Regions from separate parts of the Homo sapiens genome. Here region 1 is linked to region 2. The links are chromatin loops, found by intact Hi-C in ENCODE. Cell type or tissue: IMR-90. All regions are shown on one strand. Links, peaks and the distances in the headings refer to the core of each region. The heading gives the core; the rest is flanking DNA.

Region 1 (16,304 bases), core at 2,756-10,755, 370 kb after region 2:
CATCATCATCATCATCATCATCATCATTGGGAGCACTACAGGGAAGGCAGGATAATAATGTGCTGAGCGTTGGAGTCAGAATGTAGCCTAAAAAGATTTCACTGTGGCTGGCATGGGGGTGACAGAGCTTCAGCTTTGCTTCTTACTATTCCTATGAGCCTGACCACATCATCTAATAGGCTCTGAGCCTCAATTTATCCATCAGTGAAATGGAGATAAGGTCCTACTCAGGGCAAACATGAGGGAGTGGAAGTGTTGCCAAGTGATAGAGAGCACAGGCTCTGCAGCCGACTGCCAGGGTTCAAATACGCCAGTCACTGGCCCAATGACCTTGAGTGACTGATGCAACCTTCCCATGCCTCAAGTTCCTCCCCTGTCAAATGAGAATAATAATAGTTACTGTTAGGATATAAAAGACATAAGGGGAAGGATCCTTGTCTACTTAGTTTATGGCTAGAACATCAGCACTTAGGACTGGGTCTACTACATAGTGGGCATTCAACAATATTTGTTGAATAAATGAATGAAAGCTGGTCCCTGTGGAACAGGATTGCAGTGTGGCTTAAATGGAATTATATCTGTGAAGGGCATAGAAGGACCTGGCCCATGCTATGCATACAAGAAACATTGGCTATAATAACACTGTAAATAAGCATTGTCCAAATGAAGGGTCATGAAATCTAAACACACACAGTGACAGTCTTAGATTGGGTCACCAGACCCAGGAGCAGCCATGGGTGTGTAGTCAAGGCAGCCTGGCGTTCTTCCTTCTTGGCCTGCTCTCTACTCCATGGTTTGCTGCTCTCTGTCCAGCCAGGCATCATATGAACTTCATGTTCCCCCCACGTTGATATGTTTGGGTTTCTTCTCCAGCTAGGTGCATACAGCAGACCCCTCACTGAGCTTCCATGGTGGCCTATGAGTGACTCTCTCCTATGCAGCATATCTGTTCCTCCATGGGTCTGGGCAGCTTTGCCTTAGCAAAATGGTTTCCTCCAGGAGAAGTGTTTAGCATAGAGAATATCCATGAGAGGCCTTGTGTGCAATTTAAATCTTACCTATGGTAGACATTCCTAACTGGCCCTCCATGGTGGCCATGACGATGACCATTTAACTTCCATTTCACCCTCCTTCTAGTGGCTACAGATGCTGTAAAGCTAAATGCTGTTTTTCTTAGACCCCCCCAAGTTTCAAGATATCATTTAGGTTTGGCCAATGGGATGCACAAGACCTAGAAGATGGCAGTGAGAGAGAAGCCATGCTTCCACTGCTTCTGCTGGCTAGAGTTGACACAACAATATTTGATTTTTCTATGTCGGGCTAGTAGAGTTCCACAGAAGGGACTTAGCATTGTGGGTATCATGAGGCAGGATGGAGGGTGCCATTTTGCTGGTATGGATTCAGCACATGTGTCATGGCTCTGGAACCAATGTTTCTGATGGTGGCTTCTTGATTCCTGGATCACACGAAGAGAGTATGAACAGAAGCCAGCACTTTGTAGGACAGTGTGTCAATTCTCCAGTTTCCTGGGTAGAAAGAGAGGCCATTCCCTATGTGAGCTAAGTCTGTTTACTCTTTTCAAAGTCATTCCTGGAGCCTGATCTCAGCCTTTCCAACCGTCTTCTAAGCATTGAATATCATGTGATTGATTACTCTCAGCTTAAAATAGAAATTTTTGTGTTCTAACACCAAGCCATGACTGAAAGAAGGCTTTTATGCCATCAGCTCTGATTTTCAGTGACTCTCCCACCTGCTCCATCTCAGTCCTCCTAAGCCCTTCTGGGTGGAATATACAACCCATGCTTATGCCAGTGAGAGGACTGAGTCCTCCTCACATGGTCTTTGCATCAGGAGTGAGCATGTGGCCCTAGCCACCCAAATCAGAGTGAATTTTAGGAATTTTTCTGAGAATGCTTGGCATAGAGTCTCCAACACTTTTCTGCCAGAATTGAAACTAGTAAGATGTGACTTTGGGAACCAGAAGCAGGCATTTTGCTTCTATGAGAAGAAACCTGTCTGCGAGTGAGTCCTCCAAAGATAAAACTAAGTCGAGAAATGCAGACTAAAAAAATCACATCAGTGGCAGCATGCGCTCTTATATCCAGCTGCACCAAATGTAAAATTTACCCTTAGATGATTAAGGTATGTAAGCCAAGAGGGTTTCATTTATTTTTTTTCCCCATAAGCTAGTTTGGGAGATATTATCCATTATTTACAATTAAAAAGTCCTGATTGCCATACTATCCAACATAGTAGTTTATTTTTGTGGGCTTGTCTCTGCTTCTAGAAACCAAAGATTGATGCAAATGTTTCCTGGGAAATAGTCAGTTACGTGCAATAGAATGTGCAGAACCTGTGGCGAGAGGCTACCACTTTACTTTTCTCTCTACCCTTGGTCTTCCCCAGGCCTGCTTCCTCCTAATGTCTGTGGACATCCATCCTGAAGCCGATTCTCCAGAAACCACTAGCCCAGAAGGCTCTTGTCTCTGTAATTCACTCCACAAGCTTTGGCTTCTGAGAAAAAGGAGTTTGTTTGTTTGTCACTTATTGTAATTGATTTGTTTCTTCCTAACAGTGTACTGATTTCCTTAGCTTCAGACAGCAAATCTGGAGCTGAGAGCTCCAGGAAGTCATTATTAGCTGCACATCACTTGCCATGCTGGAAGCATGGATTTAGATGGCCCTAGAAATGAAAAGCGTTTGGGAAGAGTGAGGACCAGAGCTAAGGTAGTTTTGTGTGGAGAAGAGAAGTTTGAAAAGGTCTCAAAAGGGTCGAGAAGGAATGTACAAAAACACACAGACCTCCCTATCCTTGCCGTAATTCTGGACACGGGGTTCCATTGAAAAAACCATAGCCACCCAAACTTGGCCACCATAGAGCTTTTGTAGTGACCACTGTCCCTGTGCATAGTTTGGGGTCCAAAGTGTCTCAGATATGAGATGATTCTTCCTTGGTAAGGGAATGAATGACAGCAAAATTTTGGAAACTAAAATGTTAGGCCTTGGTGTGGCCTTTTATCTCCCTTAGACATACAGGCAATCGGTTCCACCTGCCGGCTGCCCTCTGCTACCTGCTCTTCAAGGGCAGGATTCTAAGTGTCAGGTCTTAACTATTCCTGCATCAGACCTATCTATCTCTGTTTCTAATGATGATCATTGAGGAAACCAATGTGGTGTATACATGCACTTCCCCACAGAAACCTTTATCAACACATTTTATATGTGGTCTTTCTCCTTCACATGCCACACTCCAAAGATCACCTGAGAGCAGGTTTTCAGGCCATATGCAAGGGAAATATTGAAGAGATTTGCAGCAAGTTCTCAAACTTCATCACCACTCTTCCATTGGCTTATACCACAGAGATGAACGTAGTGCCTCCTCTAAGATAGTGAAATTAAAAGTAGCATTTCTGAAACAATATCCAATGCAGGCTTTTATATATCTAACACTTGACAATCACCCTAAACTTTGGCTTATAAAGTCCTCCCCTTTGACATCTCCAGGAGCTTAGAAAGTCTGCAGGGTAAATGGTTCTCTTAGCGCCATTGTGCAGGTGAGGAGATGTCCTGGCAAGGCAATGTCCAGTGACTTCTCAAGGTCAAATAGCTATTATGACGTGGAGTCAGGACTTGAATTCAAATTGCTCAATATTTAAGCCAATGAGCATTTCTTCTCTGCAGTTCAAGGAGATGTCTAATTCCCTACAGGATACATTGGCATCTGCAAATTGTCCACAGGGGATCCACATAACTTGAACTAATGGCCTTAGCCTATGACTTTCTTGTTTTGAAGTACTTAAAAAAACAGCAATTTAGCATGTCAGAGGCTGTCAGGAGATTCAGTATTTTCTCTTCTTCTTATCATCCTTCACCAAGAATTAGGAAGAAGCAAAGCAGAAAACAAACATCTCAAGCTTGAGATCACCCACCATAGCTTCCTCTTGAGCAGAAACAGTAAGATGCTCTTACAGCATCTCTGGAAAACATTAGTGACCATTCTTTGCTTTAGTGACATGATAATTAGAATGAAGTTATGGTGGAATCAGAAGACACTGGAATCTAGATGCCATCCTCCTGAATTTGCAATTAGGGACATTTGTGAACGGTGATACAAGCTACCAGAACTAACCGCAATAAGAAGTCTTGAAGGTAAAGACAGAAAGGCTGTGATGAACAAATAAGGCCAAACAGAAAGGTATGAACAACACTGTGTGATTTCATCAGTTATAATACCCTTACTTTCACTGTGGCTTGCACTACCCAGGGAAGACTTCAGATAAGCTGGATTTAGTTAAAATGCACAGGGACATCTGATCAATGTGCTAAATGAACAGGCTCTGACACCACTTTTACTTTCCCTCTTCACTTGCTTTCAATATTAAGATTGAGGCATTGCCTGTTAGGTATTCTTCCTGCAAGATGGAGCGGAATAGTACAAAATGCATTTGCAAGCAGGCCAAATCATGATTGACAAAACGAAATTTGTTAATACAATGGTTTGAGGCACTTGACAGAAATTTTTGTCAACAGTGTAGATTAAGGGATTCAAAAATATGAAATTTGCAGATGAAATGGCTTTGATGTTTCTCATGAAAAGCATTTTATTGACAGACTGGATCAGAGTGAAAAAATGTGCATCTTCTCAATGCATGCATTTTAAGTCTTTGATAAAACACGTATTAGTCCTGCTGTTTTTGCTCATTTGTCGTATATTCCATTGGCTTTGCCTTTAGCCACAAAAAGGGATCAGGTGTGAGTAGAAACAGAATGGAAAACCCCCTAAAGAAAGTGTCAGATTGGTCCCCATGAATTGTGGCCATGTCATTTTTTCAAGTGCTTATTGACTAGGTCCCATACACTCTTTTTGATCTTATTCTATTAATTCTTCAAAGAATGAGATTCTTTCTCATTTAGAAAGATCTTCTGGTATCAGTCAGGACATTTTGGTTACAAGTAGCAGAAACCAAAAAAAAGGATTATAAGCCACTGGTTCTCAAAGTGTGGTTCCCAGACCAGTAGCACCAGCATCTCCTGGAAAATCATTTGAAATGCAAGTTCACAGGCAGCTCCCTCGACCAACATGGAGGTGGGGCACAGCAATAGGTATTTTAACAAATCCTTCAAGTGATTCAGTGCACACAAAGGAGACAAAAGATTGGCTCACTTAACTGAAAAGTTCATGGCTAGATATATGAGGCTGCAAATATGACTGTATCCAGGAACTCAAACAGTGTCATTAGGACCATCACATCAAGTTTGTTTTTTTCTTCTAGTGTGGTCTCACTCTTAGATAACTTATCTCTTCGTGACGGAAAGATATCAACAGCTCCATGCTTATGTCCCATCTTTTTTATTTACACCATGATATGGTTTGAATCTGTGTCCCCACCAAATCTCATGTCGAATTGTAATCCCCAGTGTTGGAGGTAGAGCCTGGAGGGAGGTGATAAGATCATGGAGGTGTCTCTGATGAATGGCTTAGCACCATCCTTTTGGTATTGTTCTTATGATGGTGAATGAGTTCTCACAAGATCTGGTTATTTAAAAAGCATGTAGCACCTCCCCCATCAGTGTTTCTCTCACTCCTGCCCCCACCATGTGAGACGCCTGCTTCCCCTTCTCTTCCACCGTGATTGTAACTTTCCTGAGGCCTCACCACAAGCCAAGCAGATGCCAGCACCATACTTCTTGTACAGCCTGTGGAACTGTGAGCCAGTTCAACCTTTTTTCTTTATAAATTACCCAGTCTCAGGTATTTCTTTATAGCAATACAAGAAATGACTAAGAAACCCCAGAATAAACACAGTGCTTTGCCCCAAGATCTTCCATAAACACCCCCAAATGGAGTCTCTCAACCTCCCTGATTGGTCCAGTCCAGGTTTTGTGCCCTTCCCTGAACTTATCACGCTGCCAGAGGTTGTCACACTCTGAGTGGCCAGTTATGGTTTACCTGTCAGAGGTGGCATGAACTCTAAAGCCATAAGGACAGAGGGTAAGAAGGACTGATTGCCCCTAAAAAGTCCAATGTGAATGCAAGAAGGCAGGGGAATGGATGCTAAAGAGATTTAGTCCTTGGTCTTCTAATAAATTCCAGATTAAGGTACAAGTAGCTTCCCTAAATACAAACACACACACACACACACACACACACACACTTACATTAGTGTTTCTCTGGATACTGAAAAAGAACCCTCACCTTTAATCTAACTCTTCCTCATGCTCTCTCTTGCTTCTTGGTTAATGCAAAGAGTGGAAGATCAATTCTTACTAAATGCAATCCAGAACTGATAGCAAAAGAACTGAAAGAGAGAATTCCTTAGCAAAGCCCATGTCCCTAAATAAAGAGGGTTCCTAAGGTTGATGATGGGGAGGAGCCTACAAAAGATTCCTTCAGGAGCATCAGGCACAGCTCTGCACAGATGGGGGGCAGGTGGCCATCTTTGACTCTGCTGCAATTCAGTGTGACAATCCCCCTCAGTAGAGCCTTTTATTTCCCTGTAGTTCACAGAGGAATTTATTTTGCAGAGGAATAAAGAACTCGTGTACATGATTTGGCTTTCATCTTCAAACCAAGACTAAAACTTTGAGCTGTCATAGTTGTGCCATCTCAGCAGCCCAAATTCAGTGTTTTACAAAAGAGAGAGAAGAAAGAAAACTTTATCCATTCCCTGAGCTGTCACCTCTACCCAGATCAAGGCAATGTTTTCCTATTTTAGAACAAATGAAAATGCTCCATGAGTAATCTCATTTTGACTGAGGAATTACTATCAAGAGCAAACGTCTTGTCAAATGCCTCTTATACGGCTATTTGCAATCTCACTTGTTCTTTTGTGCCCACCCTCTACATTTGGATCAGCCCAAACCCAGGAGACATGTTGAATTCTTCCCTGCATTTCCAGTGCTGGGCACAGAATCTGGCACAGGGTCTTTGCTGAATATATGTATGTTGCACTGAATTAGGTGGAAAGGGTGTCCTGTTTCCCATAATTTTTCTTTTCTACTATTAGATAGCTTCATTGCAGCATACGCTCCACTGTTTTATGGTTTCTATGAGACAATATTTGTTCCCTCATCATTAGACAGGCTATTTGACAAGATGGGCCACTTTAAGGGATATACCTTATGCCGCCTTTCGCTCTTCTACAATTCAGCTCCATAAGGATGACCTTCAGACATTTTTACACCCAATTCCCCCGCAGCACCACTAGAGGGCAGCAGAGAACACAATGATGGCAAGATGGCCATTTTGTCCAGTCTTTGTCTTCAGCTCTCCTAGTCCCTCAATTTTCCCAGCTTTCATCCTTTTGTTAACTTTGGCTTTATGGGTGCAAGTTTCAGTACAGAAAAGCCTGATTTGCTTTAGAGCAAAGAAAACCATACCTTTTTTCTTCCTGCCTTTTCATGTGGTTTCTTAGAGAAATAATTTCATCAACGAGCCAAAACACTCAAAGTTTACAAAATGCACCTGTTTTGTTTTGTTTTTAAATATGGCCTCTCCTTTAGAAAAGAAAAAAAGAAAATAAAATCTTATCTACTACATTAGGCGAGAGTTTCCCTTCTGAGCGCCTTTTCTATAAGATCTTTAACTGAGCTCTGCTATCAGTCTCTTCAGCCTCCATTCTTCTTGTGATCCAAAATCCAGCCTGGAAAAAAGCTCTCATTGGCAGGATAATTAAAGTAGATGAACAAGTCCTTCAGTCCCAGTTAATCCCAGTAAGCCTAATTCAGCTTCTATAGATGGAAGGATAAAAGTGTTCTCCCATCAGGGTCATTCATAGTTGGACTGCAGCCTACACCAAGAAATCACTCCCCAGATAATCACAAGGTCATGGCGACCAAGTTTATACATAAGTAAGATTGAATTTGGTCTAGGTTTGATCCAACTGCACAGATCAAGGAATCACTGCCAAAAAGAAAAGAAAAAAAAAAGATTACTTAGAGCTAAATTTCAGGACAAACCAACACCTTGACTCCTTGCTTTCATGCAAAATTTCTCTTCAAGTTCCAGGAACACACCCCCAATTTGGCATGCAAATCAAAAGAGCCTTTTAAAATAACAATTTAGCAATAACTATTAAGATGAAATTTTCTGTTTCTAGAATGTATGCTACATGAATATACATATGTATGTGCATGTATAGCAGACAATTGGAAACAAACTAAATCTCTATCAGTAGATTATTTCAATATATTTTGATATACCCACACTCTGATATACCACACAGCTAAAAAAAGAAAAAGATTGCGATGTATCTGTCTTCAGTGAAAGAGAAGGATGGCTGAAAATTATTAATAGCAATGTACTAAAAATGTTAAGTACATATTTTTCATTTAAAAAACTATATGTCTATGTATGTAAATGAATGCAAATACAGATTTGTATTTCAAAATCTGGAAGGATTTACATAAACCTGGTTTAGGGGAGCATCATAGATAAGAGAGGAGTAAAAAGGTAGAAATTTAATTATATTCTGGTATCACTTACACAATTTTGTTAAATCTAAAATGTTGCTTACATAACTGGGCTCACATTAGCCAATGTTATGTTTGGTCACTTGCGATTCTTTATTCACTGAAACTCTAGTTGTTTCAGGTACTACCTAGCATTTGGTCTCCATATCCCAAGGACAAAGCAAAAATTTTAAGTTTTCTCTCTTGAAAGATTTTTGGAAACTAATATAACCCTGCTAGCATGAACAGACACAGCGTATATGAAAATTGAAATCACATCATTTTCAAACTGAAAGTAAACAAATGCCCTCTTACCATTAGCTGTGCCCAGAGACATCCACAAAATTAGAGTCTCAAAGCTGGGAAGGGAGCTCAGAGTTTTTCCCAATGCCCCATCACTCACAAATAAAGAAAGGGAGGCTCAGTGAGGTCATGTGGCACCCCCAGTTTATAAAAAGTCCAGCCCAGTTCTCAGAGTTTATTGGCCACATCATGAAATGGTCACATCCTTTATCACTGAAAACCAGAAGAATATTTTTGAGAGTGAAAGGTGGCACTGTTCATGATCACTGTGGGACAACAGTTAGGACTGTAAGTTAGGACTGTCCTGGGGCAACTGAACACACAGGCACTGTGCCAACCTCCTTCAACCACACTGAATTCCAAAAGAGCCGATATATGGACTTTGCACCCCACCCTTCCCAATGTGAAACCCTTATGAGAGGCCTTCTCCTACAGCAGTCATCGAAAGTATGGTTGTTTCTCTTTATTCTATTTTATTTCATTTGTTTATTTATTTTATTTTATTATTATTTTTAAGATGGAGTCCCTCTCTGTTGCCCAGGCTGGAGAGCAGTGGCACCATCTTGGCTCACTGCAACCTCTGGCTCCCAGGTTTAAGTGATTCTCCTGCTTCAGCCTCCCAAGTAGCTGAGATTACAGGCACCAACCACCACACCTGGCTAATTTTTGTATTTTTAGGAGAGAGGGGGTTTCACCATGTTGGCCACGGGGGTCTTGAACTCCTAACCTCAACTGATCCACCTGCCTCAGCCTTCCAAAATGCTGGAATTACAGGCATAAGCCATCCTGCCTGTCCCCTCTTTATTCTAGTTAAATATTCATTAACAATCATCTTCCTGGATCCCCAGAAGAAAGAAACTATTTAACAAATAATTTTATTAGTCCTGGGAGGAATAAAACCAAAACAGGACTACTGTTTTTCTCCAATGTTCTCTCAGTTAATCTCAGAGTCCTTGCAAAATGACACAGGCATCTGGGTCTGGTATTCCCAGCTCCTTAATAGAGTTTACCAGATTTAGGGAAGTGAAAATGTGAAACACTCAGTTAAACTGGACTTTCAAATTCAAATGCAATTTTTGAGACATACTTACACTAAAAGAAATTATTGCAAGTTTATCTGAAAGTCCAGCTTAAGTGGATATCCAACATTTTGCCTGGCAACCTTGTCACTGAACTCACATCTACCTCGCTTTTCAGAAGGTCCAAAACTTGCCGATGATTGGCTGGGCTTTTAGACCTGCAGATTGATGCTGGAGGAGGGAACATACAGAATAACTATGTAAAGTGCTTCCTCATACCTGCCTCATTCAAAACCCCATCAGAGGTACCTTGGGCCAGTGATCAAATCAGGTTTCCCTTTGGGCTCCAGATGCTCTCTGCTCTGCCATGCCTTCCACAGTTTTTTTTGGAGCACACCAGCCACCTGTGACTTCACTCAGGCTCTTATTCCTCCCCCAGATGCTTTTCTTATCTCAGCCTGACAAACTTTGCTGCTCTCGGAAGTCAGGTGGAAGAAACTTCACCCTAACGCAGTGTCTGCCTTTCACTTCACACGACTGTTATTACCTGACATTGCCTGCTACTGTTGCTGTTTCCTGGCTTGTTGTCTGTCTTCTCTGTCTAGAATAGAAGCTCCATGAGATCAAGGGCTCTGTCGGCCTTGACCATCACCATGTATCCAGAAGACTGTCCAGGGCTTATAAATAGCTAGAGAATTAATGAAGGGCAAGCCACTTTTACTGGAAAGCCACCGCCTCTGGGAAGCTTCTCCTGACCACCCTCAGGAAAAATTAATGACTTCCTCCTTGGCAATCCCACTGCCCACTGCTCCCCTTCAACAAGGCATGCATTCAATAAATAGTCATTGAGCACTAATGATATACCAAGAGTTTGGCACATCACAGAACTTAGTTCCATATTCATCTATCTCCACTCTAATGGATGAAATTCTTGAGGGTAGGGAATTACTTACTCATCTATTTTTTTATTTTTATTTATTATTATTATTATTATAATACTTTAAGTTTTAGGGTACATGTGCACAACGTGCAGGTTTGTTACATATGCACACATGTGCCATGTTGGTGTGCTGCACCCATCAACTCATCATTTAGCATTAGGTATATCTCCCAATACTATCCCTCCCCCATTCCCCCACCCCACAACAGTCCCCGGTGTGTGATGTTCCCCTTCCTGTGTCCATGTGTTTTCATTGTTCAATTCCCACCTATGAGTGAGAACATGCGGTGTTTGTTTTTTGTCCTTGTGATAGTTTGCTGAGAATGATGGTTTCCAGCTTCATCCATGTCCCTACAAAGGACATGAACTCATCATTTTTTATGGCTGCATAGTATTGCATGGTGTATATGTGCCACATTTTCTTAATCCAGTCTATCATTGTTGAACATTTGGGTTGGTTCCAAGTCTTTGCTATTGTGAATAGTGCTGCAATAAACATACGTGTGCACGTGTCTTTATAGCAGCATGATTTATAATCCTTTGGGTATATACCCAGTAATGGGATGGCTGGGTCAAATGGTATTTCTAGTTCTAGATCCCTGAGGAATTGCCACACTGACTTCCACAATGGTTGAACTAGTTTACAGTCCCAACAACAGTGGAGAAGTGTTCCTATTTCTCCACATCCTCTCCAGCACCTGTTGTTTCCTGACTTTTTAACGATCGCCATTCTAAATGGTGTGAGATGGTATCTCATTGTGGTTTTGATTTGCATTTCTCTGATGGCCAGTGATGATGAGCATTTTTTCATGTGTCTTTTGGCTGCATAAATGTCTTCTTTTGAGAAGTGTCTGTTCATATCCTTTACCCACTTTTTGATGGGGTTCTTTGTATTTTTTTCTTGTAAATTTGTTTGAGTTCATTGTAGATTCTGGATACTAGCCCTTTGTCAGGTGAGTAGGTTGCAAAAATTTTCTCCCATTCTGTAGGTTGCCCGTTCACTCTGATGGTAGTTTCTTTTGCTGTGCAGAAGCTCTTTAGTTTAATGAGATCCCATTTGTCAGTTTTGGCTTTTGCTGCCATTGCTTTTGGTGTTTTAGACATGAGTCCTTGCCCATGCTTATGTCCTGAATGATATTGCCTAGGTTTTCTTCCAGGGTTTTTATGGTTTTAGGTCTAACATGTAAGTCTTTAATCCATCTCGAATTAATTTTTGTATAAGGTGTAAGGAAGAGATCAAGTTTCAGCTTTCTACATATGGCTAGCCAGTTTTCCCGACACCATTTATTAAATAGGGAATCCTTTCCCCATTTCTTGTTTTTGTCAGGTTTGTCAAAGATCAGATAGTTGTAGATATGCGGCATTATTTCTGAGGGCTCTGTTCTGTTCCATTGGTCTATATCTCTGTTTTGGTACAAGTACCATGCTGTTTTGGTTACTGTATCCTTGTAGTATAGTTTGCAGTCAGGTAGCATGATGCCTCCAGCTTTGTTCTTTTGGCTTAGGATTGTCTTGGCAATGCAGGCTTTTTTTTGGTTCCATATGAACTTTAAAGTAATTTTTTCCAATTCTGTGAAGAAAGTCATTGGTAGCTTGATGGGGATGGCATTGAATCTATAAATTACTATGGGCAGTATGGCCATCTTCACAATATTGATTCTTCCTACCCATGAGCATGGAATGTTCTTCCGTTTGTTTGTATCCTCTTTTATTTCATTGAGCAGTGGTTTGTAGTTCTCCTTGAAGAGGTCCTTCATATCCCTTGTAAGTTGGATTCCTACGTATTTTATTCTCTTTGAAACAATTGTGAATGGGAGTTCATTCATGATTTGGCTCTCTGTTTGTCTGTTATTGGTGTATAAGAATGCTTATGATTTTTGCACATTGATTTTGTATCCTGAGACTTTGCTGAAGTTGCTTATCAGCTTAAGGAGATTTTGGGCTGAGACGATGGGGTTTTCTAGATATACAATCATGTCATCTGCAAACAGGGACAATTTGACTTCCTCTTTTCCTAATTGAATGCCCTTTATTTCCTTTTCCTGCCTGATTGCCCTGGCCAGAACTTCCAACACTATGTTGAATAGGAGTGGTGAGAGAGGGCATCCCTGTCTTGTGCCAGTTTTCAAAAGGAATGCTTCCAGTTTTTGTCCATTCAATATGATATTGGCTGTGGGTTTGTCATAAATAGCTCTTATTATTTTGAGATATGTCCCATCAATACCTAATTTATTAAGAGTTTTTAGCATGAAGGTTGTTGAATTTTGTCAAAGGCCTTTTCTGCATCTATTGAGATAATCATGTAGTTTTTGTCTTTGGTTCTGTTTATATGCTGGATTACGTTTATTGATTTTCGTATGTTGAACCAGCCTTGCATCCCAGGGATGAAGCCCACTTGATCATGGTGGATAAGCTTTTTGATGTGTTGCTGTATTCGGTTTTCCAGTATTTTATTGAGGATTTTTGCATCAATGTTCATCAGGGATATTGGTCTCAAATTCTCTTTTTTTGTTGTGTCTCTGCCAGGCTTTGGTATCAGGATGATGCTGGCCTCATAAAATGAGTTAGGGAGGATTCCCTCTTTTTCTATTGATTGGAATAGTTTCAGAAGGAATGGTAACACCTCCTCCTTGTACCCCTGGTAGAATTCAGTTGTGAATCCATCTGGTCCTGGACTTTTTTTAGTTGGTAAGCTATTAATTATTGCCTCAATTTCAGAACCTGTTTTTGGTCTATTCAGAGATTCAACTTCTTCCTGGTTTAGTCTTGGGAGGGTGTATGTGTCGAGGAATTTATCCATTTCTTCTAGATTTTCTAGTTTATTTGTGTAGAGGTGTTTATAGTATTCTCTGATGGTAGTTTGTATTTCTGTGGGATAGGTGGTGATATCCCCTTTGTCATTTTTTATTGTGTCTATTTGATTCTTCTCTCTTTTCTTCTTTATTAGTCTTGCTTGCAGTCTATCAGTTTTGTTGATCCCCAACTATTAGGAGAGGATTAGAAGGTTCTTATTAAATGGATTTATTTTTAACACTAGATATTTGGATCCATGTAGTTAGAGAGTTTGTTTTCTTGATTATTAAAATTGAGACACCAGATTTTTTAATTGCTTTTAAAATTTATGTTTTTTAGGTTCAAAGATCTAGTTTGGTAAGTTTACAGATAAAAGAGTACTTTCTTTCTCTGCATATAGGTGGATCTTCCTGAGGACTGGTTGGCTCCTTATAAAGAGAGTCTGACGGTAGAGTGCCCTTTAACATGGGAATCCCGCCTCTAAAGGAGGAAAAAGGGCACAGAGGAGGTTCATTTCATCAGAGTTTATAATAATTTTTGGGTAGAAATAACATGATCAAATATTCAATGTAGACCTATGCAGTCATGAAAATCATTTGTTAGAATATTTAAGAATGTCAAAAAATACCCAAGATCTAATGTTAATTGAAAATAATAATAAAGTGGTATTCCCAATATGATCTTGTTTTGATAAGAAAAAAGAACACACACACATACACACACAGATGAGTGAATTATAAAACCAAAATATTACCATTAGTTAAATCTAGGTGTAGGATTACAGATGCCTTTAATTTTCTTTAGTTTTTAAATGTTTCAAAGCTCTTATAATAAAAATAATGAAAATGTATTATTTTCTACACCAAGAAAATGTATTATTTTCTACACCAAGTATTTTCCACACTCTTGGTGACTCCTAATGTCACCTGTGGACTCTGGATGACAAGGATGTATCAATGTAGGTCATAGATTTTAACGAACAGGCCACTCTGTTGTGGGGTGTGGGTGACAGGGGAGGCTGTCCATGTGTTCAGGGAAAGGTGTGTTGGGAACTCTTTGTACCTTTTGCTCAATTTTTCTGGAAACCTAAAACTGCTCTAAAAATACATTCTATGTTAGAAACTATATTACGTTGTTAATAAGCAAAATATAACTAACGTAAAGGAGAAAAATGCCTTGGGAATTGGAGAAGATCAAGTAAACTGAGAATGAGTTGCTGGAGGACATTAGAAATCCAAAGTGAGAAAAGTAGCCTAACTCCCAGAACTTTGAAATGCTGGGAGGATCTGATGGCTTGATCTCCCGCTGGGAAGAGTTTTCTCCTGTGTTCCTATAAGAGGGGAAGAACTTTGAGAAGGTTCAATTGTGCCTGTGCACACACATGACACATGCACACATAGAGCCATGTTATCTTCTTTACATACGCACACACACACACACACACCTCCTCACATTCACGAAAGCAACGCTGTCCCCAAACCTTCCTCCTCCAAATACCCTGTTAAAAAATCCAGTTCAGGGAATCCCGTGTCTCCCAGAAGCCTGATCAGGAAAATACCTTGGAGACTTTCAGGTTCCATTCTTATGAGTCCATAGCCCATCTCCCTATTAAGTGCTGAGAATTTTGAGGAAGGGAAGGAGTTGCTTTGATTGGGTCTGGAAATTATTTTATCACTGAGAATGAATTTACTCCCTTGAGAGTAACCAAGAAAGTTTCAGCTTCTGATGAAAACAAAGTCGCAATGATCAATTCTGGGAGCCCCAAAACAAACATTTATAAACAACCCTTAGCTTAAGGTCTTTTAAAAATGCCTTTTTCCCTCCCATTTTAATATATCTGTTATCTTTTTGTTTCAAATCATGAACATTGCAACCCTCCAGGTCAGTTTCCTGGTTGAAAGGATGAACAGCTTCCTGGCTCAGTCGTTCACACTCTCATCTGGAAACACGTAGAAATGTCATTAAAGGAACTTGGTTATGTAAGAAGGTACTGTGAGGCCTAGTTATTCTGGGAAGCAGAGAAGGCATATCTCATCAGTGCTCTCTGGAGGATGAAAGAAGATCATGCATATGAGCCATCCAGGGCAGGACAAAAGAAGTACATAGTAGATGCACCTGTGGAGCAGTAGTTGCAGGCAAGTTGTTACTGATTATGATATTGTCATCATAATTAAAGAATGTTGATGAAGTCAGGATGAAAAACTGGGGACATATGTGCTCAGTCATTAGCTAGCTGTGTATCTGCCATTTGTGGATTACAGTTTACTGTCTATAAAATCAGAGTGTTGAGAAAGAGGCAATCTATTCCCAAATACTGTACATCATATTTTTAAAAATACAGATTCCAGGACAATATCCCATTCTTTCTATTTTTTATTCTTTGTTTTGTTTATTGGTGTTTTCTGTGTTTTGTTTTATTTTGTTTTGGAGACTCATTCTATCACCCAGATTGGAGAGCTGCAATGTAATCATAGTTCACCGCAGCCTCGAACTCCTGAGCTCAAGAAATCCTCCTGCCTCAGCCTCCCAAGTAATTGGAACTACAGACATGCACCACCATGCCAGGCTAATTTTTTTTTTGTAGAGATGGAGTCTTGCTATGTTGCCCAAACTGGTCTCAAACTCCTGGCCTTAAGTGATCTTCCTGCCTCAGACTCTCTAAGTGCTGAGGTTACCACACCTGGCACCCACCCTTCTAAATAAGAACTGTGACGAGTAAGAATCTTAGTATCTGTATGTTTTTAAAGATCCTCAGGTGTTTTGACTTGGACACCAGTCAATAAAAAAGAGTTTAGGCC
Region 2 (16,304 bases), core at 5,401-13,400:
ACTCCATTCCAAAGCCATTTCCGTATTTTTGTGTATTGGCTATAGTAGCACCCCACTTATCAGTACCAACATCTGTTTTAGTGCCCTCAGGCAGCCACAGCAAAATACCACAGACTGGGTGTCTTAAACAACAGAAATTAATTTTTCTCACAGTTCTGTAATCTACAAGTCCAAGGTCAAGGCACTGTCTAGGTTTGTTTCTGGTGAGACCTCTCTTTGTTGCTTCTCGGAAAGATGACATCTTCCTGTTGTATTCTCATGTGGGCTTTCCTCTGTGCACATGAAGAGGGAGGGAGGGTGAGATAGTAGATAGATAGATAGATAGATAGATAGATAGATAGATAGACACTTCTATAGAGATGCTTCTATACTCTATCTATATAGATAGATAGATATGTAGATAGAGAGATGATAGATAAACAATAGATGAATAGAGAGATAGGTAGGTATGTAAATAGACAGATAGATGATAGATAATAGATGACAGATGATATATAGAGAGATGATAGATAGATGATAGATGATGATAGCTAGACAGATAGCTACATAGATAGATAGATAATAGATATAGACAGATAAATCGATGATTGATTGATAGCTAGCTAGCTGGATGGATGGATGGATGGATGGATGGATGGATGGATGCATAGATAGATAGATAGATAGATATCTGGTGTCTCTTCCTCTTCCTATAAGAATACCAGTCCTATCAAATTAGGGCCCACCTTTATGACCTCATTCAAGTTTAATTACCTACTTCAAGGCTCTGTCTCTGAATACAATGACATTAGGGGTTAAGGCCTCACCAGATGAATTTTGGAGGGAAACAATTTAGTCCATAACAATATGTTCAATATTTATTTTGAGGAGAAGCTCAGGACTCACTGAAGAGGTTGTGACAACAAGAACTTTGTTGTTATGATCAGTTCCTCCAGTTGTTCTAAGCTTTGGCATTAACTTGTATATCCTGTTATATTGTGAGACTTAATATTTTAACATCTGCCTTGACGTCTTTGAGTCACATAAGGCCTCAAAGATATAATCATGAGTTTCCCCCCACTTTTGCTAGATATACTTCGCATCCAATGAGAAAGCATCCCTACCCAGCTAGTTCTCCATCAGTGGGACTTGCTTTACTCTACTGGGTCTCCCTAATGGGTTTAGCTTCCCGGATAAACCACAGAATTATTCAAACAAGCCAATCACATTCTGCTGAAGGAACCACAAGGCACTCCACCCTTTTGTTACTACAAAGCTTGTCTCCCACAGCTCCTGATGCTTCACTTCACTCTTCCAGGGTGCAACCGCCATATGGCCTTGCATCACATGTGGTGACCTCTTCCCCAAGCTGTGAGTATATATAACTACTAATATGTTTTCAAGCTTACCTGTCCAGTGCTGGATGTCATTAGGGTGAGCGAACCCTCTTTTGCCAATGATGTGAATAAGAGGTCATCAGAATACTTGCCCGAGAACACAAAACCTCTTCAATTTAACAAGATCTTGCCTCTTTGGAAGGCACTAGTTGCTCCACCCTGTGGGGGGGTCCAGATCCTACTCAGTTCCTTGCAAGAAGCTTTCCAATGCTCTTCTTTTGACTGTTTACAGTTTTCTCCATGAAAGCTGGATAAACACAATTTTCTCCATCTACTGACATTTTCAGTGATATTTTATCTGCATTTATTGATTGGCACTCTGGGATACTTCCCTTAATTGTGTGTGTGTGTGTGTGTGTGTGTGTGTGTGTGTGTGTGTGTTGTATGTGTTAAAAAGAAAAGAAGCTGGATACCAAGAAAAACCCATTTCAGCAGGCAGGCTGTCATAATCCACCAAAGAACACATTGAAGATAAGGGATGCATTCTGGTATCAAAAAGACGAAAACCTTAAACCATAAAGTTGACATTATATAAGCTGTGCTTTTGAATAGAACTGAATTTTATATTTCTATCTCAAAAAAATGTACTATTTTAAAATTACATTACCTGCTTTTAACTTGTCTTCTCCTCTACAAATAATCTCAGTTTTAAAAAAACAAGTTATATTTCAAAGATTCATGCATAAATTAATTAAGGAATGATGTGAGAAAGCATTTGGCCCACAAGTCAGTGTTAGAAGTAGTGTGTAAGTTCACATATTAGCCCTCAGAGATCTCTTTCACTCAATTATTTCCCAAGGAGAAAAGGGTATTTGTCTGAGCCATAGTGGAAAATGATACTTTTAAAATAAAAATATTTGAAATCAAACAAAACATTAAATAATGTGTCACCCTCATAGCATCATTTTCACCTAAGCCTCAGTTTTTCTATCTAAAAAAAAAACAAAAAAACAAAAAAAACGCTATTCCCAGCCAGGTGCTGTGGCTCACACCTGTAATCCCAGCACTTTGGGAGGCCAAGGTGGGAGGACTGCTTGAGTCCAGGAGTTTGAGACCAGCCTAGGCAACAAAGCAAGACCTTATCTCTACAAAAAATAAAAAAAATAAAAAATTAGCTGAATGTGGTGGTGTGGGCCTGTAGTCTCAGCTACTCAGGAGGCTGCAGTGGAAGGACTGCTTGAGTCCAGGAGTTCAAGGCTGCAGTGAGTCATGATTGTACCACTGCACCACTCCAGGCTGGGTGACAGAGCACGACCCTGCCTCAAAATAAATAAATAAGTGAAAAACACAATTTCTAATGATTAATTGTGGGGAAAATGCTTTTAAAATCTACCACCTAAAATAAATGTAACTCAAAATTCAAGTAATAAAGTAACAAACAATGACAACAAAACCATACCAGAAAGCAGATATATGGAACTTCAAATGTGGAATGATATTGTGCAATTAATAAAATAAAAAACAACAACAAAAATCCACTTGCCTTTGATGGCTAAGACTATTCACTTTTAAGTGACAAAAAGAGTCATAACACTAAACCCTCAAAAATATATATAATTCTTGTTCTGTAGGAAGCAAATACAGTTATTTTAATATCACTGAATATCATGTTTCTGGCTTTAAAATCAAATCATAGCCAAATCTTGGAAAACTTAACTATGATTAACAAAATATCATATATATATATGATAACATAATATTATCATTCAGATATTTGAAAGATTTTGTCTAAAGCTGCTGGAACAAGAAATAGAAATTTAATTATATGGTTTGATATTGCATGGGAACTAAGAGTAGTAATAGAACTTTCATCTTTGCTGTGGTCAATGAATAGAACTTTTATTGACCGTACCAAAAAAAAAAATCAGCCAGTGGATAATATCCAGCATTGACTCACCAAGAAAGACTGATTACAACACAGTCTTCAGAGCTGTAGGGGTAAAAAGTGTACTAAAAACAAAAATATTAAAATTGCTGTCTTTGAGAAGTACAAATGAGGGAGCGTCACGGAACTGGATTTTTTCTGTGTGTCTTATAAGATTTTTTCTATTGTCTGTTGGTGGTGGCACTACCATTATTCCATGTGTATATATACATACATGCATATTACATACATATATATATATTATTTGAAGGCTAAGGTATAGCACATAGAATCTTTTGTGACTATTATACAGAGCTTTCTTCATATTCTTAACATCTCTTGCCATATAACTTTCCTCTTCTTTAGGCAGATATGTCACTTCAACTCTGGCCTAGAAGAATCTATGTAATTTGTCCCTTTTCTTTTGCCTAACTCTTTTCTCCCTCTCTCTAATTTTCTCTCAGGCCTTACAGACCTTCTCCCTGGTTTAGAAACCACCAAACTCATTTGCCCCCTCAGGTTCTTCACATTTGCTATATCCCATTCCTTGGGAAACCCTCTGCTCAGACCTTCCTTACACATATCTCTCCGTATCATTCAGGCCTCTGCTCAGTGAAACTTCCACAGGAGACCTTTTCTGACATCCCTAGCTAAACTGTACTCTGATAATTTTCTACAAAACCTTTTTTCTGCTAAGTACATCATACTCATATAAAAGAATATATCCATAATTAATATATGCATTTTAAATAATAATACATTAAAATGGATGAATTAAGTGCATCCCAAATCCAGCTGATGGACAGAACATTGCTGTACCTTGGAATTTCTGAAGGGCCTGTAACCAACCTTCTCCCTCTTTCCCTCTCAGATTAACTACACTGCTGAGTTTCATGTTAGTAGTGACCTTGCTCTTCACCACAGGTGTATGCATCCTTCAACATTTCATTGTTTAGTTTTGCTTATATTGAACTTCACATAAATGGAATCATACTATATTTGCTTATTAATTTAATGTAACATGTTTGAGAACCATCCATATTGATGGGTGTAGCTGCGGTTTATTCATTTTCACTGCATGTATTATTCTGTGATAGGACAATATCACACTTTATCCATTCTGCTATAGGTAAGCATTTGGATTTTTCCAGATCTTTGTTATGAATAACAATCCTATGAATATTCTGGACATGTTATTGGCATGGCAAGTTTTTCTCTAGGATTAGAATAGCAGCATCATAGGCCATGTGCATGTTCCATTTTGGTCCATAATATCAAGCTGTTTACTGAAGTGCTTGTACCAGTTCACACTCCCGTTGGCAGTGGGTAAGAAGTTCTGCTCCATATTCTTGTCAACACATAGTGTAACATATCATACCATTATCAGACATTTTCTGCAACCCGAAGGGTGAATGGTATCTCATTGGGGCTTCTCATCACTTTACATCCCCTGAGCCTGTCTTATTTTTTCCACAGCATTTGTCACTCACTAAAATTATATTAATTATATTTATATAAGTTGTTTGTTTCTCCCACCAGAACATAAGCTCCATGAAGAAAAAAGACTCTCTTCTCCCTTGCTGTTCTAAACATCAGTTACATAAGTTGTGCAATCATTCTTGCCATTATAAGCCCTGAAGAGAATCACTGTTTGACTCAAAAATGAGAAGAGTGGTAGAAAAAGGAAGAGTGTGATTTGATCATGGATAAACACTGAAAGGAAGCAGGAATGAAGACATGGAGTAAAACAAAACTAAAGTGTGTATGTGTTATGAAAAAAATATACTGTGAGGTTGGCATTAACTGAGAAATGAAGGCAAAAGAAAAGTAACATGAGAACATGAACATGATATCCCTGGTTGGAAGTGTTGGGGACTGGGGTAGGGAAATAAAAAGGAACTAGAATGAAAAGCAATGCACAAAGCAGTGCTTTGTCTCAGTCACCAGGTGGCAGGATGGGCCCAGGACAGCGTAGTTGCTAGTCTGCTTTTGGGAGGGTGGGGAGGTATGAAGAAAAGTGCGAGCCGTTTTCCAGTGATCCATGGGTGTAGAGTATGGCCAGAAATTAACACATTGGTGCCTTTGTAAATCAAGTGCTCATAACTTGGAGACTATGTCTTGTCTATAGCATCTCTGTTATGGTGACCTATACATCGAAATATTATTAGTTGGTAAAGCTTCAGATGTGGGTGGGTCAGAATTTTATTTGAATTCTTCTCTTAAGTTTAGTTCCTAAAACAACCAAAGTTCAATAATTTAATTGATACAAATACATATGTCTAATATAAAACATGTCATTTATTCTTTTCTAGCCATAAGATTTCATCTCCACAGATATTGAACAAAATCTTTTTCAAATCTGGTTTTAAAATAGAGTCAGTAGATTTAACATCTCAGTTACTTTTAGCTGAATTTGAATGAAGAGTAGATTCCTATTTGCTTAAGCTGTGATCAAATAAGTCAGCTACCCACAGGCTTCACAAGCAACATGTAGGTAATTAATTTTCCAAAAGTTGAGACCAGTGGCGTGACTTGGCTGACAGGGTGAATGAAGGACTCTCTGTGCCAAGTTTAGTACCTAATCAAACTTATGGGCTTTGAGTGGTGAACAGAACTTCAACCCATCAGCGTTCAAGTCTATTTACCTTTGATAAAACACCATTTCCTCTTTCTAATGAAGAAAAAACAAATGATGTTTCAAGATATTTTTGAAGAAAAAGAAAGAAATGAAATGGGCTTTAGATGTTAAATGCTTCTTCCTGAACAACTTAACACATAGATGCGTCAAACAAGTGAATAAGAGTTTTGGAAGAAATGGGGAGCAGCCATTGTGAGGGTTGAGACCTAAACAGTTTAGGAAATTGTCTTGGAGAATTCAGACTTTACAGCACAGAGGGGAAAAAAATAGTAATGCTGAGTTTGACTTTCACTGGATTGAGTTGGAGGCAGCTTAGAGAGTGCCAAAGGAATTTCCACTCACCTTATCTCAGAATCCAGACGTTTTGAATTGGCTGGGAGAAAGCAAACTTCTCCAGTCCACAGAAGATGCGATTCACCTCATCTCAAGCTCACAATCAATTGTTTGAGATCTGTCCACACAGGGATGAAATGGGCACTTGAAGCAGCTTCATGTTTTTTTTTGGGGGGGGGCAGGGTTTCACTCTGTCACCCAGGCTGGAGTGCAGTGGTGCGATATCGGCTCATTGCAACTTCTGCCTCCCGGGTTGAGGCGGTTCTCCTGTCTCAGTCTCCCAGGTAGCTGGGATTACAGGCATGTGCCACTACACCCTGCAAATTTTTGTATTTTATTAGAGATGGGATTTCACCATGTTGGCTAGGCTGGTCTTGAACTCCTGGCCTTAAGTGATCCACCTGCCTCGGCCTCCCAAAGTGCTGGGACTACAGGTGTGAGCCACTGCACCTGGCCCATGCTTTTAAATTCTGTATTCACTTCTTTCTCCGAACTGCTTAGGCTGGGAGGAAGTTTTGAAGGATCCTCAAAATCCTCCCCTTTCCCTTTCTCTAGTGTGGTTCTGTGAGAACCATGAATGATTTCAGATTCAATTTAAATCTTGTTCACCCTAATCACAGATCTGAACTGAGATTTACTGGCAGGAGCAAATCTTAAGACTATAAGGGCTTTTCTAATTTACACATAGTACCCCTCTGATCCCAAGGGGCTCAAAAATAGAGTCATTACCCAGAAATGCTATGCTTGGAGTGTTTTACTGCAGTTACAAAATGAAATATATACATAAAAATTAGAATTGTTAGATGCAATATATTAACTAGGCATTACGGCATCCTGGCCGTGGCCATGATATCACCCAAAGCTAAACAGAGGTCTCGCAGTTGCCTGCTTCTAACCTCAATTCATAACCAGGTCATATTTCAGAGGCTTTTACAGAAAGTGCTCATAAACCAAGATAAAGACCTATGATGTCCATGAAGCTTATCTGATCTGACTGTTTATATTTCATCTTACTCTATAGGGCTTATCTTTCTTCTCAAAACATAAAATTCTTTTTGAAAAAGAAGAGAAGATATTACTCAAAATAGAAAATCTTTTAAAATTGTATCCTGGGATAATACTAAAATCTGAGAGTTTGAGGAGCTGAAGAGAGAGATATCACTTCTCAGAGAAAATTAACATTACTGAAGAATAATATGCAATATAATGATAATATGTGGTATGATATTATTATGTGCATTATGAAAATTGCTGGCTATTCATATGTCTCTGCAAAATAAAATAACATAAATATCTGAATTATTTGTTTTTGACCACAAAATAAATTAACACATGTGATATTCATAAAGTTAACATTATGCTTTATATATATAATATATATTATATGGTATGTGTTAAATATGTGATAACATATTCTTTATCTAGTCTATCATTGGCGGGCGTTTAGGTTGGTTCCATGTCTTTGCTATTGTTAATAGTGCTGCAATAAACAAACGCATGCATGTGTCTTTATGATAGAAGGTTTTATATTCCTTTGGGTATATACCCAGTAATGGGATTGCTAGGTCAAATGGTAGTTCTATTTTTAGGTTTTTGAGGAATCACAACACTGTTTTCCACAATGGTTGAACTAATTTACACTCCAATCAATACTGTATAAGCATTCCTTTTTCTCAGCATCCTCACCAGCACCTGTTATTTTTTGACATTTTTAATAATAGGCATTCTGACTGGTGTGAGCTGGTGTCTTATTGTGGTTTTGGTTTGCATTTCTCTAATGCAAACTTGATTTTAAATGATGCTTAGGGTAAGGTGCCTATATTCTTTATCCTTTAGAAGCTTTTGCAGGGTATTTCCAGGAAGATGTCATAATCTCTGAGATAGATAAGAATTAAATCGTTACTTTGAGATCACATACTGCCTGTCATTTAAGAGGCACTTTCCACACATTATCCCATTCAGTCCTCCTGAGATAGGTATTATTGCATCTATTTTACAGAAGAGGAAACTAAAAGTATTAGAAGGGAAAGAATAACTTTTCAAACACACAATACATATGTAGCCTGACCTGGTTCAATCTCAGATCTGTGTGTGAACTTAATTTCTACACTATGCAGACCCTCATCCTAAGGCTCATTTTAAAAAGAGATAAGATCCCATTGAGCTCTGAAATCTTGCTGAGGACAATCAGCAGGAAAAGATGGTCCTTGAGGACTTTTTGTGTGGTGTGTAGGACATTGTTTATAACAACAGTGAAGATTAGTCATGTAGGGACAGAGGCCTTGGCTGGCCCTGGAAGCTGACAGACTTAGGGCAGAGTGAATCAGTAAGGAGGAGCATGGTAGCTACAAGAGTACTTATCACAGCCTCTTCTCTCCTTGGAAGAGAATTAGGAAACATCTTGCTCAACATTCAAGCAGACTGCCTTTTAAAAAACTTTTATTTTAGGTTCAGGGCCACAAATGGACAGATTATTTCACTACCCAGGTAATAAGCATAGTACCTAATGGGTGGTTTTTTGATCCTTGCCATCCTCCTTCCCTCCATCCTCAAGTAGTCCCCAGCGTCTGTTGTTCCCTTCTTTGTGTCCATATGGACTCACTGTTTTGCTTCCAATTATAAATGAGAACATACAGTACTTGGTTTTCTTTTCCTGTGTTTGTTCACTTAGGAGAATGACCTCCAGCTCCATCCATGTTCCTGCAAAGGACATGATCTCATTCTTTTTTAATGGCTGCATAGTATTCCATGGTGTATATGTACCACATTTTCTTTATCCAGCCTACCATTGATGGGTATTTAGGTGGATTCCATGTCTTTGTTATTGTGAAAAGTGCGGCAATGAACATACACATATATGTATCTTTATGGTAGCATGATTTATATTTTATTGTGTATATACCCAGTAGTGGGACTGCTGGGCTGAATGGTAATTCTGTTTTGAGTTCTTTCGTTTCTTCAATGTCTTTTATTAACTTTGTCTAATGAGATTACGCCAATATAGATAAAGACAGATGTGTTATTATCTTGCCCTATACAATAGGAAATAATAAGTCTGCTTTTTAACTCTATATAATACTTGATTTTTTCAATAGGAAAACAGCAAATGATTAGCGCCATGTTTGGAAGTCAGTGCACATAAATGCTGTTTCTCGTAAGTGAGGTTGAAGGATGCGCAGTAACATGAGAGACTCTGTCAGGAAGAATATTTTGGGGAAAATAAAATATTTCTTATTATCCATCTGTACCAAACCCAGCTATTAGGATTGTATTAGTTTGTATCATGCTCTGCCTTCATGAATTCTTGGCTGAACCAGATCCCTCTAGCTTGTGATTTTTCCTTTTTCTGCCAGCATCCTATGGTCTTTGAAAATACCCAAGAAGCGGGAGAAGGGAAAGCCCTAATTCCCAGTGCCTAGCATGGTGTTGATGGGGAGTAGGCACCTGCTGATTGATTGACCAATAAATTATAAAAGGAGAAAGATGGAGTGTTTAAGCACACATTAGACCCAGTTAGGCTGGGTCTGTCTCCTGACTCCAGGTGCATGTAAGATGTATGGCCTTGTTTAGGTCACTGCACCTGAATGAACCTCATCTGTAAAATGAAGATGATACCAATCTTTCCCCGAAGACTTGATGAGAGGATTCAGTGATGCATGTAATGTACCGGTAAACAGAAGCTCCTGCTTCCGTAGACTTTTCACTGGTTGTTGCTCCATGGCAACCTACCAGAAGGGGGCACTGTGGAACCAGACAGTCTCTCTAGGAAACATTGAACTCTGGTTATTGCAAATACTTGACCTACTACTGCATTTTCTCCTTTCTCTTCTCCTCCTTCTTCTATAAGACACGATAAAGAAAACTTTCAAAGCATTTGGGGATGAAAAATTCAAAACAACCCTACCCTTGTCAGTACTGGTCAGTTGGTTAGTGTCCTGGCAGACCAGTGCAGTGGCTGGAAGCCATCAGCCAGGCCAGGGATATTTAAAGCTTTGCCTTCCATTCAACTGTGCCCTGATTTCTCCTTTTATAGGTCTGTCTTTCTCTGGCTCTGGGAGCAAGGACTGACTAATCCATATGTGTATCTCTAACATCTAGCTGGATCCTTAGGACCTAGTGGTTGCTCAATAAATATTTGTTGAATAAATGAATGAGAGAAATGAGTTAAGCTAACCACCAATTTGTCCATTAATTCACTTTACTCCTTTCAATTCTGCTGTTTCCCATAATCAGCAGAAACTTCTTAAGGAAATAGGGATGTTCTCACTAAAAACAAAAAACAAATACAACCTGTTTCCCTCTGAGGTAGGCACAAAAAGGTTCCAGCTCCTAGGTTAGATTATTATGAAACCTAGCCTGGTGCGGTGGCTCATGCCTGTAATCTCAGCAATTTGGGATGCTGAGGCAGGAGGATCACTTGAGGTCAGGAGTTCGAGACCAGCCTGGCCAATATGGTGAAACCCTGCCTCTACTAAAAATACAAAAAACAAACAAACAAACAAACAGCGATTGTGGCATTGTGCGCCTATAATCCTAGCTACTATGGAGGCTGAGGTAGAATTGCTTAAACCTGGGAGGCAGAGGTTGCAGTGAGCCGAGATCGTGCCATTGCACTCCAGCCTGGGTGACAGAGCAAGACTCTGTCTCAAAAAAAAAAAAAAAAAAATATATATATATATATATATATATATATATACATATATATATATATATATATATATATACATATATATATATATATAAAATGATGAAACTTTCCTTGGGAAATGGAGAAAGAAAATTAAAGTGGCAAGTAAGAAGAAAGGAATATGCCTGGCCTGCTGGGCAAGGTTAAGAAATTGGGCAGAGCTGACTAAGAAGCCTCACTTGGACAAAGAAAAGGCCTCCTAGCTTGTAAGGGTGATGCTGTCACAGCTTGGAACTCCTGATCTTGTGCATCCTGATGCAGCAGAAATTTCAGCTAATTTGTCCTATTCAAATGCCTAAATCTCCATCATCCTAAAATTCCGCTATGCATCACTATGGTTTCAGGGGTGATGTTCTGCATGGCTTGGTCCTTAAGGGCAGGGTGGAGAAAAATGCAACTGTAACTCTCCAGTTTTCCTGAAATTGCACTGTGATCTTCTTCAGTCTACTTTGCTTGGTGCATAATAAAAGACAATGCCCTTTGGAAGTGGATTTAAAGAAGAAGGCCAGGGCTTCTTGAGGCCATGGGTCTCTAACTCCTCTCTAACTTCCGAATGGTCTTTACTTCTGTGTGTCCTTCCAGCCTGGACCACCATGGCATGGGTTTCCATTAATATGTTATTTCCCTTTCCTGTTATCACAATATAAAAGACCTTTGTATTGACCTTTCTATCAAAACATCCTTTGTTTAGAATGAAAAGCTATTCACTGTTAAAGCCTTATCTATAGGGTTTAACCAGAGGATCAAATCCAAAGAGCAGAATTCGTTTACTTTGTATTAAATGAGCTCAGTTAAGAAGTCTCAATTTTGGCAGAAAGGTGCATTAATCACAAGGAAAAGAACAGATCTCGCTTTTCACAGCTTCTGGTTTACTTTCAATACAGTTACACAGTGAGGCTTTTGTTCGTGAAAAGTAGCACTGTATTTAAATACAGTAAATATAACAAAATTGCCTTCTTAAAATTACACAAGAGTTCCTCCAGCTCAGGATGCCCATAATGACCTCAGTGTTGCAGGACTAACTTTACGGCTTCAAAAAGGCTCTAAATTAGTTTGGACAGATGGGTTTTATCCTGAGGAAATCAATGAGTTTTTGTGAGTCTGACTTAATTTTTATGCAGCTAGCACTTTGAGATGAAATTAAAATATGTATGAAAAACATATTAAAGTTTCCCTTGGGTCCATCGTTGTTTGTACATTTACAAGGTGTTAAAGAGATGATTTAAAAACTAACTCTATAAGGGATCAATGCAAGCAGACCATGATTTATGGTCTTTCATGACATTTTTGACACTTTGAGCCTAATGTCTTGTGTGTGTTGAACCACTAATTATCTTTTAATTCATAAGGGCTTCATGGTATTTTATAAGTGTAATATAATATATAGGGTTGGATCACATAGAAGAGCTCAGAGAACAACATGCTTTACACGTTTGGTTGAGTGGGTAACATGTGTAAGCAAATTTGGGTCGAACCTGGCTGAAAAGGCTTCTTCAAGATGCTGTAAAACTGAACCATTGCTTTTACCTGCCCAATTCTAGAAAAGTCAAACATTTTACTTTTCTAAGGCATATGCAGGGTTAAGACCTTAGTAGATTAGAAATTATATTTCTAATACAAACCAAGAAGTTAAACAGTGCCTGGATTATAGTAGATACCCAGTAAATATTGATTGACTGAATCAGTAATTGAATGCAAACTGAACCAGAAATGAATTCAATTCCAGTTTTCCTCTGTCCTTTCAAATCAGATTTTTCAACAGATTGTTCATTTAGTGATACAATGAATATTTACCAAGCATCCCCTCTGCGCCAGGCAGTGTTCTTGGCTCTAGAGGGAACACAATACATGGTCCAGATGCCATCAGGGAGCTCACAGCCTATCCATTCCTCAATAACACTGCCCTGTAAAGGGCAGTCAACGAAGGTGAAGTCAAGTTTTAGCTGAAACTTGAAGCCAGAGAGACAGCTTGGGGAGTACTGTCTTTATTCCCATTTTACTGAGGCACAATGACGTAAGATTGCTTATTTAAATTAGGCAACTAGATGGTAAAAATACAGTGTTAGCTCTGAACTTTAGAGAGCTGGGTAGTGAATTAAAAATTTTGGGGAAAAAAAATCCTAACTGGGAAGACCATGAGCACCAAATGCTTAGGGATTAACCTGCCTTGTGTACAAAGATGAGTCTCTAAAATTATCACCCGGCCATTGGTCCATACCTCTGAAATGATTAGGAAATTCATGTGTACTTTGGAAATGTAAAACAGTAGTCTGCCAAGGAATTTTTGAATTAGGTTTCCCAGCTGAGGCAGAAGCCATTTAAGGCATAGACACCATGAAGAGGAGAGAAGCCCCTCCTAGATGCATTTTATGGTCATCATCCACCCTTCCCACCTTATTGGCCTTGTTGCATGTCAGGGGAAAAGATTAAGAGGCATCTGAACTACTTTTACTGAAACTTTTCTGAATGTGGACTGTGCAGATGTGAGTGGATTGGAGAAGGGGAAGGAGGGGAGGCGATCATTTGGTTATTATCACCATCAACAGTTACTGAGCAGTTACTATGAGATTGATATGTTTCACGGATTATCCTAATTAACAGCAAAACAATCCTCAGAGGTAAGGACTAATATCATATCCATGTATCAGATGATGAAACTTAGTCCCTGAGTTATGTGGCTGCTGTGGGTTACAAAGCTGGCAAGAGGTTGGGGCAGGCAGGCATACACCCAAATACTTTCCACCACACTGGGCAGCTTTTGAGACCCTTTTGGAGCTCAGCCTGTGGAGGCTGGGTTGGGCATTGGGCACATGTCTCAGAGACCCAGGGTCTCATTGGGAAAGTAAATACAGCATGTGCCTAAGTAGGCACATCATAGGATGGATTGTGCCAGGTAACATGAAGCAGGGCAGGTAAGGTGCTACTCAAGTCACAAAGAGCAGTGTGTCCAAACTGGGGGAAGTGAAAGATTCTTAGAGCAGATGGATAGATAGTGCCTTGTAGCTGGGGAAACCACCACAGCTCAGCAGCACCAGCAGCAACCCAGGCTTCTTTGACCTCCCTCATCCACTTTCCTTGACATGTAGCTCTTATGCTCATGGTGGTGGAATGGCTGTGGCACCTCTGGGCATCAGTTACATTTCAGACACAACAAAGGATGAAGCAAGAACTGAGAAGAGGCAGCAGCTGTCTCAGGAAAGCCAGATCTCCACTGATGCATATCTCACTGGCCAAAAGTGTGTCAAATGGCCATGCTCAAAAGCACAGAGGGAAGAAATTCCCAAACTGAAAGTCGGTGGATTAATTTAAATACCCACCAGCTATGTAGGAGCGTTTTAGTTGCTTCACATTTTTAGCTGGATATACTGAACACAACTGAAGTTCTGTTGATAAGAAAGAAGAGAGAAAGGATATTGGATAGGCAGTGAGCAATCTGCCACAGGCCACAAAGGTGAAAGAGAATTAGGACAAGCAGACAGAGAAGGAAGTGTATTTTAGGCAGAAAGAGCTACACATGGAAGAAAAGCAGATGTGTGTGGACAAGATCTAGAAATCTAGAGTGTCTGGAACAACTGGGTGGCAATTAAGACTGGGAAGGCCTACTGGAGTAAAATTACAGACAGCCTGGCCTAAATACCTTCTTGAAAGTTTGATTTTAATTCTGTAGGCAGTGAGAGAACATTGACAATGGTTTGTTTTTGTTTTTGTTTTTACAACTTTATGGAGTTAAAGTTGATATACAACACACTCTATAAGATGTACAACTTTCTGAGTGTTGACATATGTATACCTTCAAGAAACGATTGCCATAATCAGGATAGTAAGCATTTCTATTACCCCTCAACTTTCTAATCTATCCCTCCCTCCACTCCTGCTTCCAGGCAATCACTGATCTTCTTTCTGCTACAACAGATTAGTTTGCATTTTCTAGAATTTCTGAGATTTATACATAGTATTTCATTAATCAATAGTTTGGTTATTTTAATTGTTGAACGGTATTGTTTGCCTATTCACCTGTTCATAGGTTGATTTCAGTTTCTATTACTAATAAATTGCTGTGAACATTCATGTGTTCTAAGATTTCTTCCTAGAAACTTGAGGTTTTACATGTATGGTACACTTTGAATTAGTTTTTATGTGTGGTGTGAAGTAAGGTTTGAGGTTTTTTACTTTTTTTCCCCAATAGGTATCTAACTGATCCAACATAACTTGTTGAAAAGACTTTCATTTGAAACCTTTGATGAAAATCAATTGTTCATTTATGTGTGTGTCTCCTTCTGAAATCTTTATTCTGTTCCATTGATTTCTATATCTATATATTTGGTAATATAAAACGATCTTGATTATGATAGTTTTATAGTAAGTCTTTAAATCAGATGGTATAAGTTTTGGGTTGAACATCTGCTTTAATTTCTCCTGGATAAATATGTAGAATTAGAATGGCTAGATTATGTAATGTTTATGTTTAAGTTTTTAAGAAATTGCCAAATGTTTTAAAAGTCGCTGTTGTGCCATTTTCCATTCCCATCAGCGTGAGGAGTGTTTCAGTTGCTCAAATCCTCTCCAACACCTTAAATGTTCAGTCTTTTAAATTGTAACCACTGTAAAAGATGTGTAGTGGTTTCTCATTGTAGTTTTAATTTGACATTCTCTGAAAATTCATGATGACAAGCATATTTTCATATGCTTGATCACTTTTATCTCTTCTTTTACTAAGCATCTGAACTTTTTGCCTATATATTAAAAATTGAGTTGTGTTCTTATCATTGAATTGGATGAATTGTTTATATATTCTAGATCAAGTCCTTTATCTAAAATATGTGCTGCAAATATTTCTCCCAGTCAATGGCTTGTCTTTTTATTTACTTAATATCTTTTGAAGATAAAAGTGTTTTGTTATTAAATCTAGTTTATCAACTTTTTCTTTCATGGCTTCTGCTTCTTGTGTTCTAAGAAACTTTTGTCTACCCCAAGGCTTCAAAGATTTTCTCCTAGAAACTTGACAGTTTTAGGTTTTACGTTTATGATACACTTTGAGTTAGTTTTTATGTATGGTGTAAAGTAAGGGTTGATGTTCTTTACACCATACATATCTAATTGATCCAGCAGTACTTGTTAAAAAGACTTTCATTTTTTCATCAAATTGCCTTGAAACCTTGAAAATCAATTGGTCATATATGTGTGTATTTATTTCTGAAATGTTTATTCTGTTCCATTGATTTCTATGTCTATATATTTGGTAATATAAAACTATCTTGATTATGATAGTTTTATAGTAAGTCTTTAAATCAAAAGGTATAGGCCATCCAAATTGTCTTTAGTTGTTCTTTATTTAGGTTCTTGCATTTTCGTATCAATTTTAGAATTGGCTTACCAATTTATATCTTTAAGAAGTCTACTGGAATG

Evidence for each region. Peaks named below come from ENCODE experiments on the same cell type or tissue, not always from the same donor. Only the 100,000 strongest peaks of a DNase experiment are listed, where the experiment ranks them.
Region 1: it touches region 2 in a loop (22-fold over the local background); 1 of 110 quality-filtered maps calls a loop at or near these places.

What each region holds. Positions count from the first base shown.
Region 1 is chr16:52,184,524-52,200,827 of GRCh38, forward strand. No RefSeq gene overlaps it. Among named protein-coding and RNA genes, the nearest start is that of CASC22, 66 kb to the right of the region's middle. In IMR-90, for the core only: a CTCF peak has its summit at 7,211 (motif pointing right); no DNase peak of the experiment used is centred there.
Region 2 is chr16:51,808,602-51,824,905 of GRCh38, forward strand. No RefSeq gene overlaps it. Among named protein-coding and RNA genes, the nearest start is that of LINC01571, 54 kb to the left of the region's middle. In IMR-90, for the core only: a CTCF peak has its summit at 9,945 (motif pointing right); DNase peaks (open chromatin) are centred at 8,520 and 9,960; H3K27ac peaks cover 249 bases.